3 separate regions of the Mus musculus genome follow, and all the other regions are linked to region 2. A link is a loop called in an ENCODE intact Hi-C map of the cell type or tissue named here. Cell type or tissue: heart. All regions are shown on one strand. Links, peaks and the distances in the headings refer to the core of each region. The heading gives the core; the rest is flanking DNA.

Region 1 (6,267 bases), core at 722-5,721, 150 kb after region 2:
CTGTCTGCTTAGACGATACAACGGTCAAGTTTGAGATCTGGGACACAGCTGGCCAAGAGCGCTATCACAGCCTGGCCCCGATGTACTATCGGGGGGCCCAAGCAGCCATTGTGGTCTATGACATCACCAACACAGTAAAGACTTTCCTTCTTTTCTCTTTGTCCTTCATTTCTGTAAATCCCCAAGAACTGGGTTATAAAAACCTCATTTGGGGGGCTAGAGAGATGGCTCAGCAGTTAAGAGCACTGACTGCTCTTCCAGAGGTCCTGAGTTCAATTCTCAGCAACCACTTGGTGGCTCACAACCATCTGTAATGGGATCCGATGCCCTCTTCTGGAGTGTCTGAAGACAGAGACAATGTACTCACATAGATGAAATAAATCTTAAAAACAAACAAACAAACAACCTCATTTCAGACCACTCAGCCTTCTGTTCGGGGTGGTGTATGGGCGGATTTCCTGTTGACTGGAAAAAGAGCATAAGAATCTTTAGGGGTGATGTTTCAAATGCCTATGGCTATGCCAGTTTGCATTTGCAACTGAGTAACCCTGAGTAGACTATTTCCTTTGTCCCTTTGACATTGCCATCCTGTCTCCTCAGGATACATTTGCACGGGCTAAGAATTGGGTGAAGGAGTTACAGAGGCAGGCCAGCCCCAACATCGTCATTGCACTAGCGGGGAACAAAGCAGACCTGGCCAGCAAGAGAGCTGTGGAGTTTCAGGTAAAGTGACAGAACTTGGGGAAGGGTGCATTGGCTCTGTAAGGGAGGCCTCTCCAGGCTGCCTGGGCCCTGTAAGGTGACAGGCAGTGGCAGCTCTCATCTGCTGTCCTCTCAGGACTCAAGCACAGGCCATAAAGGAATTGTCTTTGTGTTGTGGGAGTGGGTGGATAGGTAATATTTCTGCACGTTTGCTTTGTAAGCCAAATGGACTGAAGCAGTACTTTTTTAGGCAATGCATGCATGTAAACTTCAAATACTCCAACAAGGCCTAGAGAATGAGTTTAGTGTCTTTAATCCTAGAAACTTAGCCTCTCTTATCCAGAATTCCCAGGTTTTGGTTTTCCCAAAAATGTACATATCTTTTACTTTACATCATGGATGGGAATATGCTGTGTACCACATGTACTATATGTTACAGTGTCCTATGTTTTTTGTAGGGGTGGGGAGCAGGAAGTATCTCATGTAGTATGTAGTAGCCCAGGCTGCTGGCCTTGAACTCCTGAACCTCTTGTTTTTCCTGGGGTTACAATCATGAGCCTCCACACCCCTCAGTTCATCTTTTTCCAGTCCTAACTCGATGGCCTCCTGGATTGCTTATAACCGCTGAGGACTAGAGACAGTGCTGCAGGTGGCATCCACATCTGCTCATGCTTTTGTCCAGATGTGCAGGCATAGTGCAGGAGATCTCTCTCCAGGAGGATCTTTCGCCTGGTGATTTTGAAGAACAAGTAGACAGAGAGGACCTAGGGAAGCTATTAAGAATCTGCCAATATTTGTGAACTGCGAGGTGTGGCGTGTGAGTGGAGAGCAGGTGATGCTGGTGTTTTGGGGAAACCCAGAACAGGGGAACCCTAAGCCTGAAACCCCTGCATTTGCCCAGTCAGTCTCTTGATTTATAAGGGCAGAGACCAAGGAAGATCTTATCCTGGGTCTTAGCCCTGCCATCTGCCATGTTCCCCTCCCACTCTCTTCCTCACATGCCTGAGTCAGGAAGCACAAGCCTATGCAGATGACAACAGCTTGCTCTTCATGGAGACGTCTGCCAAGACTGCAATGAACGTGAATGAAATTTTCATGGCAATAGGTAAGTTGTCTCTCCCTGTCCTTCCCCTGAGCAGAACAGGACCCTGTGTGCTAGTCTCTAGTGGGTCTGTGGGATATCTTCCCCAGCAGAATTTTTACCATTTAAACTTATAAAATTGAGCTGGAGAGATGGCTCAGTAGTTAAGAGCACCAGCTGCTCTTCCAGAGATCATGAGTTCAATTCCCAGCTCACAATCATTCGATCCGATTCTGGTGTGTCAGTGACAGTGTGCTCATATACCTAAAATTAAAAATTTTTTAAATAAAATTAACTGGTAAAATCGTCTGACTCCCAGATGCAAAACTTTCTAATGCCTGGACCAGTCTAAGTGTTATTCTCCCTGCCCATGTCAGAGCCTTCCATTGCCATGTCTTCCCCCATAGGACTTTAGCTCATTTGCCTCAGGAATCCTTCTGTCTATGAGTTCAAATCCTGGCAATGCCGGTTGTCACTCGGGTTTTGGGCAAGTTCTCTGCTTCAGTTTCTAGGGACACAGTATACCTGGCACACAAGCCCTCCAGTATTCTGGCTGTCACTGAGTAGGGGAGAGTGTTAGGGTGACCTCAAAACCTACTTCCCCTTCTCTCCCTAACAGCTAAGAAGCTTCCCAAGAATGAGCCCCAGAATGCGGCTGGGGCTCCGGGCCGAACCAGAGGTGTGGATCTGCAGGAGAGCAACCCAGCCAGCCGGAGCCAGTGCTGCAGCAACTGAGCCCCCTTACCTGCCACTGCCCCCACTCCTCCACCACAATGACCCGACTGGAATCTACTCTAACCAATCGCACTTAACAACTCGGGCCACCACTGGGGGCAGGGGAAGGGTCCATCAAGAATTCTCCGCATAACTTTGATCCTAGGCCGGAGGGAGTTATTCCACCTGCACCTTTCTGTACAAATACTAATTCAATTTTAAGTCTTAAGTCACTTTTTTAATATATATGATCTTCTGCTCTTCCCAGGTCCCTTTCTCCCGCTCCCCCACTTGCCCTTTGCTGGTAGTAGCCATGCTCCTGTGCTCCTCATCCGTGGGGACAGGGCTTGGAGCAGTCACCCTTTCTTCCCTTCTTGCTGGAGAGCGGACTCAGCAAGAGCACCCACATCTTAACTTGTTGGGAGCGTCTTAGGCTGGGGCAGTGGGCAGGCCCTGAGCTGGGGAAGGGACAGGCTGCTCTTCCCTCAGCTGGCTGTCAATCAGGCTGCAGCCTCCTCCCCAACTGACTCCCAGCTGGGAGAGAAACCGCAGCATTACTTAAGCATCATTATTGACAGCCGGACACCCATGGCCCAGGATCCCTCCACCCTTGGTCACTCTGACCTCTGGCTCTGAGCCCTGTTCTGACCAAATCACGATGATGAGTATTTGGGGGTGGGTGGGTAAGGGGGGGGAGTGGGAGGGATGGAACCAACTTTTTCTGTATTTTGTATTGTATGTTTTCTTCACCATGTAACCAATCAGTATCTTGTCAATATAGTCAGCCGATCGATCGACCTCACGCTTGTCTTCCTCGTCCTTCTCTGGCAGCTGATCAGGCCATACGTAGCCTCTCTGTTTTTCCTGAAGTTAATTTAAATGAATCATCCAATCTCATTAAATGGCTCTACTCCCTGTGTGTGAGAGGATGCTGGTGGTCATGGTAACCAAAAGAAAGAAGCCCTGCTGTTGGTAGTTCTGATGGTGGAAGAGGATAGGACTGACCTGGGGCTGACATCTGTCTCCCCCCAGCTTACATTAAAGGATATGCAACCTGTATTTGAAGATTGTTGGTGTCTGAAGTGACCTGTGAGGGTTTTTTGATAGGACCTAATTAGGACTCAGACCTTTTTTTTTTTTTTAAATATCTCCTCTCCCTGACGAGGAACACCGAGTACTGGTCGTAAGGCCGGTGCTACAGCCCATCACTACCACTGTCCTTCGTGACACCTCCATGCCAGGTTCAACACTGTCCATCCTGGTTCAGACCATCAGCTGATTCTGAATGGCAACAGCTAGGCTGTCCCAGCTCTCTGCTGCTCCCTGCTGGAGCTATTGCTATTGGCTAAATCCATACACACCCCTAGTTTATCTCAGGGCCAGAAACTTGATTATTGATGTACTTACTACCACCTTGAGTTCCCTCCCCTGGTCACCCTACTCCCTACAGCTCCAACCCTTCACCCTCAGGAAAAAAGCAGGAGGACTTAAGGCTGCTGCACACCTCGGTTTAATACATTAGGGTAGGTTGTAGTGCCTAGGGCCTCCCCTCCTGAGTCTCAGGGCCGAGTCTGTTTGGGCTTCAACTCTTCTCCCGCAGGAAGAACGCTAAGAGACTCTAAGGATTCTTCACACTTTCGTTTTGTAAGGAGCTCTTAGGCCCTCCCCTCCTGGGTTTCTGGGACTGGCCTGTTTGAGCTTCAGGGGGAGGTAGGCACTTGTTTTGTCCCCTGAGCCACAGATGGCCAGAGGGGGTCAGGCTGCAGGTCATGGCTGCAGGATCTAAGGTCGGCGGGAGCTGCATTTGTCGGTGAACACTCTGCTCCATGCGGTAGCGGCCCCTGCTCGGGTCATTCGACTCGTGTTGCCGCTGGCCGGTCACCGTCAGATTCTGGCCGTCTATCCGCACCACCAAGTCCTCCGGAGCGAAACCTTGGGCATCCACCTTTATTTGGAAACTTGGTTGCTCACAGCCATTGCCCTGCACCTCATCCCTGAGCAGCCTCACTGGTAGAGTGGCCACTTGATTCCGTTCAGCAAGGGCCACGCTGGGACATCGGGAAGCTACCCGGTTTTCCCCGGGTTCGCGCTGCCCGGTGGAGAAACTGCTTCCTACCCGCTGCATCCGAGAGTGCAACTGCTGCCTGAGGGCGCGAGGGCTCCCCAACCCCCCATCCGGGGCGGGTGCGAAGAGGAAGGGCCCGCCCACTCTTCCCATCCAGAAGGGCAAAAACACTCAAGTCGCTGTCTTATCTTCCTTGCAAGCGCTGCAGCTTTTGTCCAGAACCGGCTTCTGCTTCTCCCTGGGCCCTTCTCTCACATCAGAGGGCAGGAAGGAGGCTATGAAGGAACTGGATCACCTGAATGTGCGGGGTTACAGCTCCATCCTGGGAGCTGATGGGATTGAGCAACGGGGTTGAAAAGGTCTGGCTTGCTCTGCCCTGCCCTGCCCTGCCGGCCCTGCCCTACCCTGCCCTTTTAAGAATCGGGCCTGGGGCAAGGAAAATTGTTCTCTGGACTGAGCCAAAAGAGGGGGCCTTTCTGATCTTCCAGGAAGAACTATCCCTGACCTTTCACAGTCTACCTCTACAATGGGAAGAAACTGTCTATTTCTCTGGCTTTCCTCCACCCCCACCCCCCCATTAAGGAGTGGGCAGGGAAAAAGATGGAGGTAGGATGGAAGGGTATGAGGTCAGGAATCCTCTCCATCTTCAAAGCTGCCTAGGCGAGCCAGAAGAGGGGACCACCCCCTACCCTCCGCATCTTCAGTGTTGGTCTCTCTGGTTCTTTAGTTCTCAGCACACACAAACACACTCCCCCCCCCCTTTCCTGCCCACTCCCAACACACACACACACACACACACACGAATGCCCGTGCATGAACACACACATTCAACAGCAGCATGGCCCACAACTATGTCTCTTTGTTCTTTTGAAAATAAAACCGTTTCTGTTTAACAGCAACCCAAGTATAGAAAAAGCTGATTGTCACTGGGCAGTGATGGCGCATGCCTTTAATCCCAGCACTTGGGAAGCAGAGCCAGGCGGATTTCTGAGTTCGAGGTCAGCCTGGTCTACAGAATGAGTTCCAGGACAGCCAGGGCTTCACAGAGAAACCCTGTCTCAAAAAACAAAATAAAACAAAACAAAACAAAACCCAAAAACTGATTGTCAAAGTTAATTCATAAGTGTGAACACCACAGTACAAATAGTAGAATTAATGTTACATTTTATCTCTATTGTAGCTGCAAGCCTTAGCCGGCAGCCACAATAGGGCAGGCTTTTGCAATGTGGGAGCCAACCTCAGGCCCAGGCCTGTTCTTCCACCTATGGACTTTAAAAGGGCAGCATCCACAAATCCTCCAGACGGCCAGTGTTCTGGGGTGCCTCTTGTTCCCAAGAGGATAGTAATTGTCACTATCTCGGATGGCTTAAAAAAGATTAGAATGAAGTAATGGTCAAATCTAGGATGCTCAACCAAGCGACATTTGGTTGTCTGGAACCAAGAAAAAAAAAAGTATGGAAGGCCAAAGGATGGGAAGCGGCAAAGGAAGACTACGACTCCCATCGTGCGCCGGGGCCGTGACGCCTGCGCACTGTGCGCCGGTTGCCCATGCGGCCCTAGGGCTGGGAGCGCGGCGCCGCTCCGCTGCGGGGGAGGCCATGGCGGAACCTTCCCAGGCCCCAAACCCGGTCCCGGCAGCGCAGCCCCGGCCCCTTCACTCCCCAGCCCCTGCCCCAACTTCGACTCCTGCGCCCAGTCCGGCTTC
Region 2 (6,267 bases), core at 528-5,527:
TTTAGGATACGAAAGTGATCCTTCATCCTTGCTCCTTCCTGCCTCTGCCCCCTCAGGACACACTCCTGCCAGCTGCCCTGTGTCTGTCTCCCTACAACTCAGCTCACTCTGAGTCCTGTCTTTGCTGGGACTCCTAGGCATAGGCTGCTCTGTTTTAAGTATTTATTTTATTTTAAAGATTTATTTAGTGCGTGTGCACACGTGTAAAACCTTCTCTTCTGTCTTGCAATGCGGCTGTCCATACTCAGCATGCATACAAATTCATTTAATCCTCATGGCAACCTTATCAGGAAAGCACGATTGCTAGAGCCAGTTGACGACAGTGAGGACTGGGGACGAATTGGTAGCTCTATCTTGCTTAGCTCTACCTATTGGGTCGTCATTAGAAGGCAGGAAAGGAAGAAGGAAGAAAAGAAAGGAAAAGATGAAAGGGAAGCTGTGGAGAGATGGCTCAGCGTGAAGAACATGTATATTGTTCTTGCAGAGGACCCAAATTTAGTTCCCAGCACCCATAGATAGGCACCTCAGAACTACCTGTAGCTCCAGGGGTCCCGATGGCCCTAGTTTCCAAGGCCACTTGCACATGAGGTTAAAAAGTTAAAAGTAAGATAACTTATTTTTGAGAAAGGCAGAGAAAGGGAAGGAAATGAAAGAAAAGAAGAATTAGAGGCTTTAGAGAGCCAGGGATGGAGCCAGGGACTGGGCCGACGAGTCACTCTGTCCTGTCCACAGCGTGACATACACTGCCTCTCACACCTGCCCCTGTCCTTTATTTCTCCTGTGCTCTCCATTACATAAACACGGTGGGATCTAGAGAGGAAGTCATATGAAGGCCTCCCCAGCTCCTCTCCCCATGCCTACAGACAGACACTCACATTGTTGGCTTCGCGAACCAGCCTCTGTTCGTTGTACAGAATGTGACGGATACAGCGAACCAGCTCCATGGGACAGCGGTCATACGTGTTCTGAAAGAGGACACAAGAACCACCAATAGCCACCTAGTTCTGATCCCACTGGCTTCCTTGCGGCACTCACTTCTTCTTCTCCCCTAAGCCTCAGCTTTTCCTGGGAAGCCCTTAGGATTATCAGACACCTTCACTCTCCTCTGCCCCTCCACTTCCAGAACTTCTTACCAGGTTTATAGCGACTTAGAAACTCAGAGTCTAAACACAAAGTGCTTCCAACCTCACACCAGCCTTTACTCTCTTGAGCATGGAAATCCTACGACAAAAACTCAAACTGTTCTCAAGTCATGGATGGGAAAATTGATGTTCAGATAGTCTAGGCATGTGTTCTGGGGCAAATGAGGAAGACAGACAGACAGACAGGCAGGCAGGCAGGCAGACAGACAGACAAAGACAGAGAGACAGACAGAGAGACAGACAGAGACAGAGAGACACAGAGACAGACACACAGAGAGATAGAGACAGAAAGAGAGAGAGACGCAGAGACAGACAGAGACAACAGAGACAGACACAAGAGACAGACAGAGACATGCGAGGCCAGCATCAAGGTGCTTTCCACTAGGCACCTGGCCCTGGGTTCCTATTTTGCTTCGTCTCCTGTTCTTTCTGCTTCTTCCTCTCTCTAGGATGAGGTTTCACTCCCCCTACATCCCACTGTTTGGAGGTAAGAGGGGTTCTCTAAGAAATACAAGTGGGTTCTGATAAATGCTTGACCATAAATGCCACCCACACCCTTTTCCTGATTCCATAAAAATCCCTGCTCCCCTCCATATATAGGGGAGGTTCCTTTTTTTATTTCAAAGCCCTTTTATCCAGCTCTTGCTCCACGGCGAGTCTGATTCTCTTCAGCAGCTGTCATGATTTTAAATGAGCCCCAAGGGGACTGTCTGCTTGCCTTATTCCCTCGTTTCTAGACTGCCAGGGTTCCCTTGTCCTGGGGAGGTGTCCACCTGACTCAAGAGGGCTCTCTACTGTTAGATCTATCCACAGTGCTGCTACACCGCCCCGCCTTGCTGGAAACACCCCTCTCCTCCCTCCCCACCCCTTCCCACCTCTTGCTTTGTAATATGTTAAAAGATCTAACAGGTCTGACTTAGAAAGAGGGGGTGGGGGAAGTTGAAGAAAAGTTGCCAGTAAGCTTTTGGTCACATGGTGACTCAGTGGCCAGGCCAGTAAAAATCCCAGGGGTTCTGATGCTGGGAGAGAGCTTAAGGGGGCCCCTTCCTGCAGAAGGCAAAAGCATTCACACCCACCTGGAGCTGTGTGGCATAGTGCCCCAGCTTGATCTTCAGCAAAAACCCATCTTCCCCCACCTGGTGCTCCGCCTTCTTCTGCAGCTCCTGCACCAGGCCCTCCAGGAGTTGGGTGGCCTGACCTCGGTCCTGGGGATTATCCAAGTCAATAGCATCCCTTGGAACATAAAAAGAGGGGAGATAAAGCATCAAGAGTGATTCAGGGCATCCCAGTCCCACAAGACTTGCTCACCACAGCTGTATAAGCATCAAAGTCTAGATGAGTCTCCCCTCTGATAGCTCCAGTTTCCCTCTTCCCCTTTCCCAGAGACACCACCCCTTCCGCACAAGGACAGATAGAACCAGAGTCATACCAAACCACAAGAGGAGACCCTTGGCCTGGAGGTGAAGACTCAGGGTATGGGGCACCTACCACGGCTGGCTCTCGATCCACTGGGCCAGGTAGTGCCGGACCTCGATGGGGAAATGCTGCCCATACAACACTTGCATCTGGCGCAGGGCATCTCCCTGAAGCTGCTGGGCCTGAATCCAGCCCGCCATGGCTGTTTACCTGGGGGAGAAGATAAGTCATTTGTTCCACAGAAGTCTCTAGCCTGCCAATGCCCTGCAGTGCCACGAAAGGACCTAAGGACTGAGGTGAGGCCAGGCTCCTCTCTCACCCCAGGCACGCTTTCCTGTGTGGGAAGAGAGATGGCCACCCTTCCCTTCCAACAAGGAACCCTCGAGGCTGCCCTTCTCTCTTCCTGTCCCTTCACTCCATGTCCCTTCGCTCGATGGAGCTATCCCCAGACTAAATAAAAAAAGGGGGGTCTACAAACCGAAAGAGAAACTTAAGACACAGAGGCCCACAGTCCCTAACTAGACAAACACAAAAATTCTTGCCACCCAGCCTAAGACCCACACTCAATTTCTTGGAAGGGAGACTGTTCCAACCTAAAAGTTAGGCCAATGCTGGGACAGCCACTGGAGGTGCAGGTCTCCCCAGGCACGTGTCTGGGGCTGTCAGGGAGAGAAGACTAAGGGTCCACGCTGTCTTCGGGGAAGCCCTGGGCTGCACTCCAGAATCTACCCGCTCCGAGTGGAGTGTGATAATGTCAGTGTCCACTGCGTGAGTCCACCCCTGGCTGCCGCCTGCACGGATCCCTTGTCCCTGCTCCCTCTGAAGCTCCCATTCGAAGGCGGGACAGATGTCTGTCCCGTGTCAGGCCGTGGGGACTCCAGGGTGCTAGATCCCAGGGACGTGGCTGCAGCCTAGATCCTCTGTCCACGCGCCGCGGGCGGAGTCACGGCGACCCACCCACCTGGTGCTGCGGAGCGCCTGCGGCTGTCGCTCCAGGCCGGGGCTTCTGACGGCTCCTGACGGCTCTTGACGGCGGCGGCGGTGGAGGCTGTTACTACAGGAAGGAGCAGAGAGCAGCGATTTCCTCCTCAAAGGTCAGCTGCCTCCGATAGACCAAACACAGCGCGCGAGCTCGCCCCAGCACCCCTCCCAGCAGCGGTCGCTCCCTCCTTGCCTCCGCCCTCGATTACCGGCGCCCCGGCGAGTGCGCCAGGGCGCCCCGCTTACAAGACCGACCACTAGGCTGGGCGGCGCTGGGCTGAGGACAGCCCCTACAGCGGGGTGCCCCCTCCCTACACACACACTGGGACTCCCGGTCTGTGCTCCCCTGCGGCTCCGGGGGTGGGTGGGTGGGGAATGAGGGAGGAGCGTCCTGGGACAGCTGAACTGGAGCAGCCAGAGGGTGCCGGGAAGTCCCAAACTCTGAAAATCCCTAACTAGGGCCTCAGTTTTATCATCTGTTAAAAATAAATAAATAAAATAAAAGAGGGGGAGGAAGAAAAGAAAAAAAAATCTACCTAGAGATGGCTCCTACCTCTGGAGTCAACTAGTCTGTCTCTAGATTTACAAAGTTTTGTGTGTGTGTGTGTGTGTGTGTACACGCGCATGTTCAGGTAAGGGTGCATGTGGCTTCTATGCCTGCAGAGTCAAAACTTTAGAAGGACTGGCGATCCCAGAGAAGCCAAGCCTACTTCTAAGGTCTCCCACCTAGCATGACTTCCACCACATGACCTTCCCCCTTAAAGCCGAGCAAGAAAGACCTTGGTAATCATAGGTTTCAACCCCCCACACCCCCTTCTGACCTTTGCAGGTAAGAAACGTCAATCCAGAGAAGAGAAGGGGCCTGCCCAGGACCTCACTGTGGTCACATCACAGTCTCATCATCAGACTGTGACCCACAAACCACTCGGGAGTCCATCCAGTGACCTAGAAGGGTCACACCTGAAGCTGGTCCTACCTTCTAAACAGGCGCAGGAAGGGGTAGCCGGCACTTTCTAACTTCACATCTGCCTGCAGACTTTGCCGGGCAGCAGACCTGCTCCCTGGAGCTTTGCCTGGATCATAGTCCCCATCCCGAAGAGTTCCCCTCAAGGCCCAGGGGTTGGACAAGGCCAGGCTGGAAGTCTGCCATCCCCTTTGCCCAGCTTCCCTCTCCTCTGGGCCTCCTCTCTGCCTGGAAGTTGGCATGGGCAGTACCAAAGGAGGGGCCAGCCTGGCTGCCTACTCGAATACCATCCGGGCCAAGACCCAGTGGCCTGGAGGGATCATTTTAATTGGCTTCCTCTCTTACTAATTTCTTCTTGTATCTTTTCTTTCCATTCCGAGTTCCTGATCCTTCTTTCTGGTCTTTGGACCTCCTCTTTTACTCTTTTTTTTTTTTTTTTCAACTTTAGAGGTGGGGAAAACCTGAACCTTTTCTGCAGAAGTTGAAATGTCTGGGCTGTCCCCGCCCTCTGTGTGTGGTCACAGTGACTTTACTTGGCAGGATCACGAGGAAAGGAATTGAAAACAGGGGGGGGGGGGGTTTGCAAGGAGGATCAGAGGATGGGAGAGACCTTGCTCTTCAGATGCTCTGCCAGGACCAGGTAGGGTAAGGGGCTCAGGAGGAGTAGGCATAAGCCTTTTCCCGTCTTTCCCCTCTACTCTGTACAATGGATTGACCGGGAGCCAGTTAGACCCTCCGCTCCAGATGAACATCAACATGCAAAGCTGCCAGTGGCCTTAAAGGTGACTTTACCAATGGGAACAATAAAAGGCCAGATAGGGGAAGTGACTTGACCAGACTCTTGGAGCCAGTGTGACAGATCCAAGCCCATTGCCTCATGGTAGGTGGACCCCACTTGGCACCTGTGTCCCCCAGTCTTTCACAGTGGACGTGACAGTAGATTCATTAGGTTTCCTAAGTTCTCTGAGCTACATCTGTAGGCAGAGGACCACGCTGGTCATGCCCTCCATCTGGACACCTGAGAGTGGGTGTGGTACAAGAACTGCCCACCCACTTCCAGGCATTGACTTCTCCAGACCCCTCCCCCAGGACCCACAGAAGTCTGGGGCTCCCACATCTGGCTGGGCTGGGCTGGGCTTGCTGGGAAGGTGGTTAGGCCTGCTTACTCAAAAGCTAGCGGGGAGGTGCCACCCAGCAGAAGTGTAGGAGAGTCTGCAGAACCCACTCATGTCCCCAGACCTTACCAGGACCCAAAGGTAGCTGGCTCCCTGCCTTGCTTCTGGCTCTCTCCTCATTGGGCCGTTTTGAGGTTCCTAATCCTTGTATCTTTAAACATCATTTTCTTGTTTCTTATCACTATTGTGTGTGCATATGCTGTGGCCCTCCTGTGGAGGGAACAACAACCATGGAATAATGTCTCTCTGTCAACCGTGCTTGCCAAACTTGCTTGGCAAGCGCCTTTACCCACTGAGACGTTTTGCCAGTTCATCTGGTTGCATCTTCCACTGCTCCATTCTACCTTTTTCTATGCCTCTGCTATCTCGAAGATACTCACTGGGCAGGTGGGGTGTGGGGCAATTTTACAGCTTTCCCAAGATGGGCGCTGAGGAAGGAGGCTGTTGAGTTAGGTTGGTGACAGAGGTGTCTGTGGTTCTGACTCCAGATAATACAGTTACCCGGAAGTGTCACATTTGGGTTTTGGTAGTTGTTGTTGTGGTTGTTGTTTATTTGGGGTTTTTTGGGGGGGGGGTTGTTGTTTGTTTG
Region 3 (6,267 bases), core at 375-5,374, 70 kb after region 2:
AATATTCCAGGCTGGTGTTGAACTCACTGTGCAGCCAAGAACCCCTAGCCTTCTTGCCTCTCTCCTCTTTACAAGTGCTGCCATGACAGATATTCACCAGCCAAGCTCACTTTTTATGGAGTACTGGGCCTAGACCCCAGAGCCTTGTGCATGCTGGGCAAGCATTCTACCAGCTGAACTATAACTATCCCCAGCCCATGATGAACATTTTCAGAATGTCTCCATGAGGAGGGGTCCTTATTGCATGCTGTTAGAAGAACTTAACTCTCAGAAGCGTGATAAAAGTGTCCTCGTTATTCGACACATCCAAGTCTGTCTTTCTCTAGTGTGAGACTCTTGGCTCTTCAACTGTCATCTTTAGAGAACCGGGCTTTATTGCAAAGGCAGGGTTTTTATGAGATCTTCCCTGTGTGTGCTGCAAAAGCAGAGTTTAGACTCCTAAAAAATAAAAAAAAAAATTAAAAAAAAAAGGCCACAGTACACTGCTTTCAAAGTTTCAAAGCCTTATGGATTAGATTGCTTCACCTCCATCCCTGTTGTCCACGAAGCTTTCTGTAACCTTGACGTGCCCTGCAATGTGTAACCAGTAGGGTATCTTGTCCAAATAATATGAAATTTTTTACATTCTCAGTGATGCTGATGACTAAGTTATCTTGAATGCTATTTAAAAATAAATACAGAAAGTTTGATAGAGTCGACCATCTCAGTACTTGGGCAGCCAGGACTACATAGAGAAACCCTGTCTCAGGAAGGAGGGGGGGCGAGGGAGAGAGAGAGAGAGGGAGAGAAAGAGAAAGGGAGAGAGAGGTGTTATGCATGTTGGAATCCAGCTGTGATTCTGGGTCCTCCATTTCCTCCCTCTCGGAGTATCCAGACACCACTGTATGCTGGGATTTATTCAGGATAGGCTTGTATGCATTGTATGCATACACACTTTATTCGGGGTGAACCAGGGCTGTGTATATGAACCTAGGAGAGTGGAAAGGGGTTCTTCTTAAAGTGAAATTACATTGGCTGAGGCTTGGGGGTACCTCATTTGCATGGAGAGGCATTCCTTGAATTTCACCATGGATTATGTGACCTCCCCCAGAGTATGGTTTGGGCTCCCCAGATCAGAAGAAGAGGAAGCCCTGCTTAGAGAAGGTTGTTTTTTTGTTTTGTTTTGTTTTGTTTTGTTTTGTTTTGTTTTGTTTTTTTGGTTTTGGTTTTTTGAGACAGGGTTTCTCTGTGTAGCCCTGGCTGTCCTGGAACTCACTTTGTAGACCAGGCTGGCCTCGAACTCAGAAATCCGCCTGCCTCTGCCTCCCGAGTGCTGGGATTAAAGGCGAGAGCCACCACGCCCGACTGGTTGTTCTTCATTTTACACCAAGCTCAGGGAAGCTGTCCGGACATGGTAGACTATATAACCTTAGTAGTGAGGTACAACAGACAGACAGACAGATGATAGGTAGTCCCCTGAACAGTCATGGTAATGCACTCCTGTAATCTTAGCCCTTGGGAGGTAGAGTCAGAAGGATCAGAAGTTCATGTTTATCCTGGCTATATATTAATTTCAAGTTCAAGGCCAGATTGGCCTGCATGAGACCTATCCCAAACTAAGAAAGGGGCTTGGGGGATGGCTTAGTAAAGTGCTTGCCATGCAAATATGGAGACATGAGTTTTTATATTTTATTTTATACATGTGAGAGTTTTGCCTACATGTATATGTGTGTAGCATGTTGTGCCTGTGGCCCATGAGGCCAGAAGAGAGCATCAGATCCCCTGGAACTGGGGTTACAGATGATTGTGAGCTGCCATGTGGGTGCTGCAAAAACAGCCAGTGCTCTTCATCACTTGAGCTATCTCTCCAGCCCCAATAATAAATTTTAAGAAGTGGAGAACTCATGAAAAAAGACACCTGAGGTTGACCTCTGACCTCCACCTATGTGCACATATGTGCTTCACCCTCACACACCCCCACAGGGAGGGGAGGAGGAAGGAAGCAGGAAGGTGAAGAGAGAGGAAGTCCCCTCTCCTGGCCATCTTGGTCACTGCCCTGTGTGGTGCGAGCACCAGACCACATCCCTCTGGCCCTAACTACCCTCGTACCTACTGACCAGCCAGCTGAATAGAATGAGAGGCAGTGTATTACAAGTTCATATTCTAACTGTTTCTCAATCAAGTTGCCAACTAGAAACTTTCCACTCCTCCATGCCAAGTTGCTTCACTGTGAGCTAGAGTTCTTGGCAGGTGTCAAGGACAAGCAAGTATTATACTTGGGGCTGCACATGTGTGCCCTCCCTCTGCTCACTTAGAAAGCCAGGCTTGTCTGTCTGACTGCTCTCTCTCTCTCTCTCTCTCTCTCTCACTCCCTTCTTCCCTCCCACTCCCTCCCTCCTTCCCTCCCTCCCTCCTTCTCTCTCTCTCTCTCTCTCTCTCTCTCTCTCTTTAAAATAGGGTCTCACATAGCCCAGGCTGACCTCAAACGCTATGCGGTAAAGAATGACCTAGAACTCCTGTACCTCTCTCTCTCCCAGGTGCTAAGGTCACAGGCGTGGGCCACCACACCTACCCATGTTTTCACTATCTAAAACTTCCAGTGAATCCAGACCATGAGCCAAAACTTGGTGGTACTTTGCTCTGATGCTATTTATTAGAACCAGAATCTGACCGCAGGGTCAGTAGCTCCCAAGCCAGCACAGGTAAGGCAGGGTGGCCCTGCAGCTGTGTCATGAATGAGGACGTTAAAGTAGAGCCTTGTGTGTCTCTCAGAACAGGACATCCTATGAATGTCTGAATATGCTCAGGTTTGGCAAGACAAACCCAACTCCTTCCAGCCACTGCTGCTTTCCTTTTGTGGCTTGAGAGAATCAAGCAAGCAACTGTTCTCTTAGAGGCTGGCTTCTCTCCCTCTCAGGGCAGGGTGCCATTTGCCGTGCCTGACAAGGTGCTGTGGCCGCAGCTGTGTGAAGCGCTCAACATGAAATTCAAGGCTGAAGTACAGAGCAACCGGGGCTTGACCAAGGAGAACCTCGTGTTCCTGGCACAGAAACTGTTCAACATCAGCAGCAACCACCTCGAGGACTACAACAGCATGTCCGTGTCCTGGTCCCAGTTCAACCGGGTGAGTGGCTGGCTGCCAGCCGCTCTTACTCCAACCTTTCCAAATGCCTGCCTCCTGGAGTTTCCCTGCCCTGGGCCCCTGTTCTTCCTATTTCTCATGAGCTCTACCCAAGGTCACAGAAACATCTGTGTAGATGGACAGTTTGAGGGTCAGGTCTCACATAGAGTGACATCTTTGCTTTGTGTCTGTGAGCTGGGCCCTGTGGGCACTTAATGCATTTCTTCCTCTATAAAGGAAACAGTGTAGGCTGGAGAGATGGCTCAGTGGTTAAGAGCACTGACTGCTCTTTCAGAGGTCCTGAGTTCAAACCCCAGCAACCACATGGTGGCTCACAGCCATCTGTAACAAGATCCGATGCCCTCTTCTGGAGTGTCTGAAGACAGCTACAGTGTGCTTACATATAATAAAAAAATTAAAAATAAAGGACACAGTGAAGCAAATGTAAGCCAAGCTCAGCACAGACTTCCGAGAAACCCTCAGGCCCCTGGAAGGGGGTACGGACAAAGGAAATGTTTCTTCAAGTCACAGCTTTGATTTTCAGTTAAACTTCTCCCTGCTCTGTCTGTAACCCAGAGACCCAGATGCCCTTAATTTAGAAAGCTCATGGTTTCTGAATGGTTCTGGACCCAATCGGCGGTCGTCAGAGGAGGTCAGGAAAACAGGCCTCGGTGGTCTACCTTTGCCATTGTGGTAAAGCCCCTGCCTCCCACAGAACCTGGTTACTGTACTTGGCTGATAATTACTAGGAATGTGTGTATGATGTCAGCCTCTGTGGCTTAGTGTGATCTAATTCAGGTCAGATCTATGAACCCACCCTGCATCTTGTTAAAAAGTGTAAGCTCTGATTCATAGCAGATCTAGGGCGAGCCTGGAAAAATGTGCATATCTCAGAATCTCCCAGGGGACACTGGTGCTGCTTGTCTCAGACCACAGAAATGGCCAGAGGCGAGACCACCAAATCTAGCAGGATCCCCTGGGGGTACCAGCTCTGTGGCTTTTATCCCTCCCTTCTCCCTTTCCCTCCTTGCTCTGTCCCTGAGACTGTAAGATGACTTGGTAACAGGCAGGCAGGCATGTTTGCATGCTTCTGACAGTGGAGACGTTTCTTTTCCATCTGAAGTGTCTGTACGTAGCCTGGGCTGCCCATCACAAAGCACAAGCCAGGGTTTGAAGCTTTTTGCTTTATTCAGAGCGCTGACAGTGTGGAAGTTGGAGCCAAATCTGCCTTCCCGTCTTTTCCTCGTGCATTTTTATAAAGAACCTGAAAGGGGGAAAAAAATCAATTCAGAGTCCAGTTTTATTCTTCTGGTGGCTGGGCCCCCAGAATTCAGTCTTAGGATTCTGGTAGATGGTCCTTAGAGTTCAGTCTTATCTCCCAGCATCTGGCTCTTGTCCCTAAGATTCCTGTTCCCCTCTTTGCCATCTTGCTATATGTGACGGGGCGGGGGAGGAGGAAATTCACATATATCAAGGCCTCTGAGTCTTATTTATTTTATTGTATTATTTTGTATGTGGGTGTTTTGCCCCCATGTTTCTCTGTGTACCACATGTATGCAGTGCCCTAGAACTGGAGTTATGGATGGTCGTGAACCATCATGTGGATGCTGGGGATTGAACCCCAGTCTGCTGCAAGAACAAGTGCTCTTAACTGCTGAGCCATCTCTCTAGCTCCAGGGCTGTTGCTTTTAGACACTGGGAGGACTCCACTTGAACTTGAGCCCACTGAGGTCGCTGGGTCTCTAGGGAAATGACTTAGCATCACATATGCCAAGGCCACTGAGTCTTGTGTGCCTCCTGGGTGACGTCTAGACTTAAAGTTAATTCAGAACAAGACAACCCTTCGCAGGCTGCATGTGGAAGGTGTTTGTATAAAGCCCAGGACAAGTGTCCCTTACAGCCAACTCTGAAGTGCTTCTGCCATATGCAGCTGATATTCTAATGCTCATTGTGGCTCTCTTCCCGTTCACTCTCATGTCCCCAACCAGGAGAATTTGCCAGGACGGAATTACACTTTCTGGCAGTGGTTTGATGGCGTGATGGAAGTATTGAAAAAACATCTCAAGCCTCACTGGAATGATGGGTGAGAATCATCTTTATAATACATTGCCAAGGCTGATCTTGAGCTCAAGCAATCCTCTTGCCTCGGTCTCCCAAGTCGCTGTGGCTGCCATCATCTATAAGTCGGTATGAAAATCCATAGGTTTTTCTCTCTGACATTGTCACCCTCTGCTTCTGACTCTGATCCAGGGCTATCCTGGGTTTCGTGAACAAGCAACAGGCCCACGACCTGCTCATCAACAAGCCAGACGGGACCTTCCTGCTGCGCTTCAGCGACTCGGAAATCGGGGGCATCACCATTGCTTGGAAGTTTGACTCTCGTGAGTACCTCGCCCTTTTTTGAGACAGGGTTTGGCTTTGAGTCCCAAGTCAGCTGCTTTGTCACAAGATGACTCTAACACGTCTTACTGAGAATATATTGTTTGTTGGAGACAGACCTAATTACAAGAATCGCTAACATAGCCATGACACAGCTGCTCGGAAGGCAGCCTGTGAGCAACCTTATTATGGGAAATGCTGAATTGTAGCCCTAGCATGGGTGTCGGGCAGAGTCGCTGCCACTTCCCTTTTAAAACGTTTGCCTTATTGTTACTCAGCCTGGCGCTCCTTTCCGTCCTTCTGTGCATCCAAGATTCTCTAATTAATGCCAGGTGTTGCTGCTAACATTGCCACCTAAGAATGACCATTCCTTCCTTAGTCTGGCCCTCACACTGAAGTAGAGTAGCTTGCTACTTTGTCTATTCAGTGTTTTAAACATTCTACCTGCTTGTTCTAGCTCTCAGGCTTTCCCTGGCTGCAGGTGTGCTTCCTAGAAAATGAGACTGGGGGGGTCCCTAAGAGCTACTTCTTTTCTTTCCCTTATTTTTTTTATTGAATTATTTTGTATGTGGGTGTTTTGCCCCCATGTTTCTCTGTGTACCACATGTATGCAGTGCCCTAGAACTGGAATTATGGATGGTCGTGAACCATCATGTGGGTGCTGGGGATTGAACCCCAGTCTGCTGCAAGAACAAGTGCTCTTAACTGCTGAGCCATCTCTCTAGCTCCAGGGCTGTTGCTTTTAGACACTGGGAGGACTCCACTTGAACTTGAGCCCACTGAGGTCA

Evidence for each region. Hi-C counts contacts between places; a loop is a spot of excess contacts. Peaks named below come from ENCODE experiments on the same cell type or tissue, not always from the same donor. Only the 100,000 strongest peaks of a DNase experiment are listed, where the experiment ranks them.
Region 1: a loop joins it to region 2, with 2.3 times the contacts of the local background. A loop is called at or near these places in 4 of 42 quality-filtered maps.
Region 3: a loop joins it to region 2, with 2.0 times the contacts of the local background. A loop is called at or near these places in 8 of 42 quality-filtered maps.

Annotation. Positions count from the first base shown.
Region 1 is chr11:100,712,298-100,718,564 of GRCm38, reverse strand. Hspb9 (heat shock protein, alpha-crystallin-related, B9) reads right to left here and starts at 4,636. Exons shown (of 1, transcript NM_029307.2): 1 at 3,990-4,636. The coding sequence starts at 4,622. The coding sequence ends at 4,116. It overlaps Rab5c (RAB5C, member RAS oncogene family), which reads left to right. Exons shown (of 6, transcript NM_024456.5): 3 at 1-134; 4 at 601-723; 5 at 1,714-1,807; 6 at 2,403-3,562. The coding sequence ends at 2,518. Kat2a (K(lysine) acetyltransferase 2A) reads left to right here and starts at 6,098. Exons shown (of 18, transcript NM_001038010.2): 1 at 6,098-6,267. The coding sequence starts at 6,161. In heart, for the core only: a CTCF peak has its summit at 3,833 (motif pointing left); DNase peaks (open chromatin) are centred at 4,064, 4,124, 4,674 and 5,214; H3K4me3 peaks cover 1,581 bases; H3K27ac peaks cover 1,740 bases.
Region 2 is chr11:100,857,829-100,864,095 of GRCm38, reverse strand. Stat5a (signal transducer and activator of transcription 5A) reads right to left here and starts at 4,745. Exons shown (of 20, transcript NM_011488.3): 1 at 4,516-4,745; 2 at 3,520-3,612; 3 at 2,631-2,768; 4 at 2,219-2,375; 5 at 876-965. The coding sequence starts at 2,758. It also overlaps a transcript of Stat5b not described here. In heart, for the core only: a CTCF peak has its summit at 3,614; DNase peaks (open chromatin) are centred at 2,600, 3,725 and 4,685; H3K4me3 peaks cover 1,995 bases; H3K27ac peaks cover 2,249 bases; H3K27me3 peaks cover 2,646 bases.
Region 3 is chr11:100,787,583-100,793,849 of GRCm38, reverse strand. Stat5b (signal transducer and activator of transcription 5B) reads left to right here. Exons shown (of 19, transcript NM_001113563.2): 13 at 2,897-3,103; 14 at 5,089-5,183; 15 at 5,351-5,481. Among named protein-coding and RNA genes, the nearest start is that of Ghdc, 20 kb to the right of the region's middle. In heart, for the core only: no CTCF peak of the experiment used is centred there; DNase peaks (open chromatin) are centred at 2,109 and 3,009.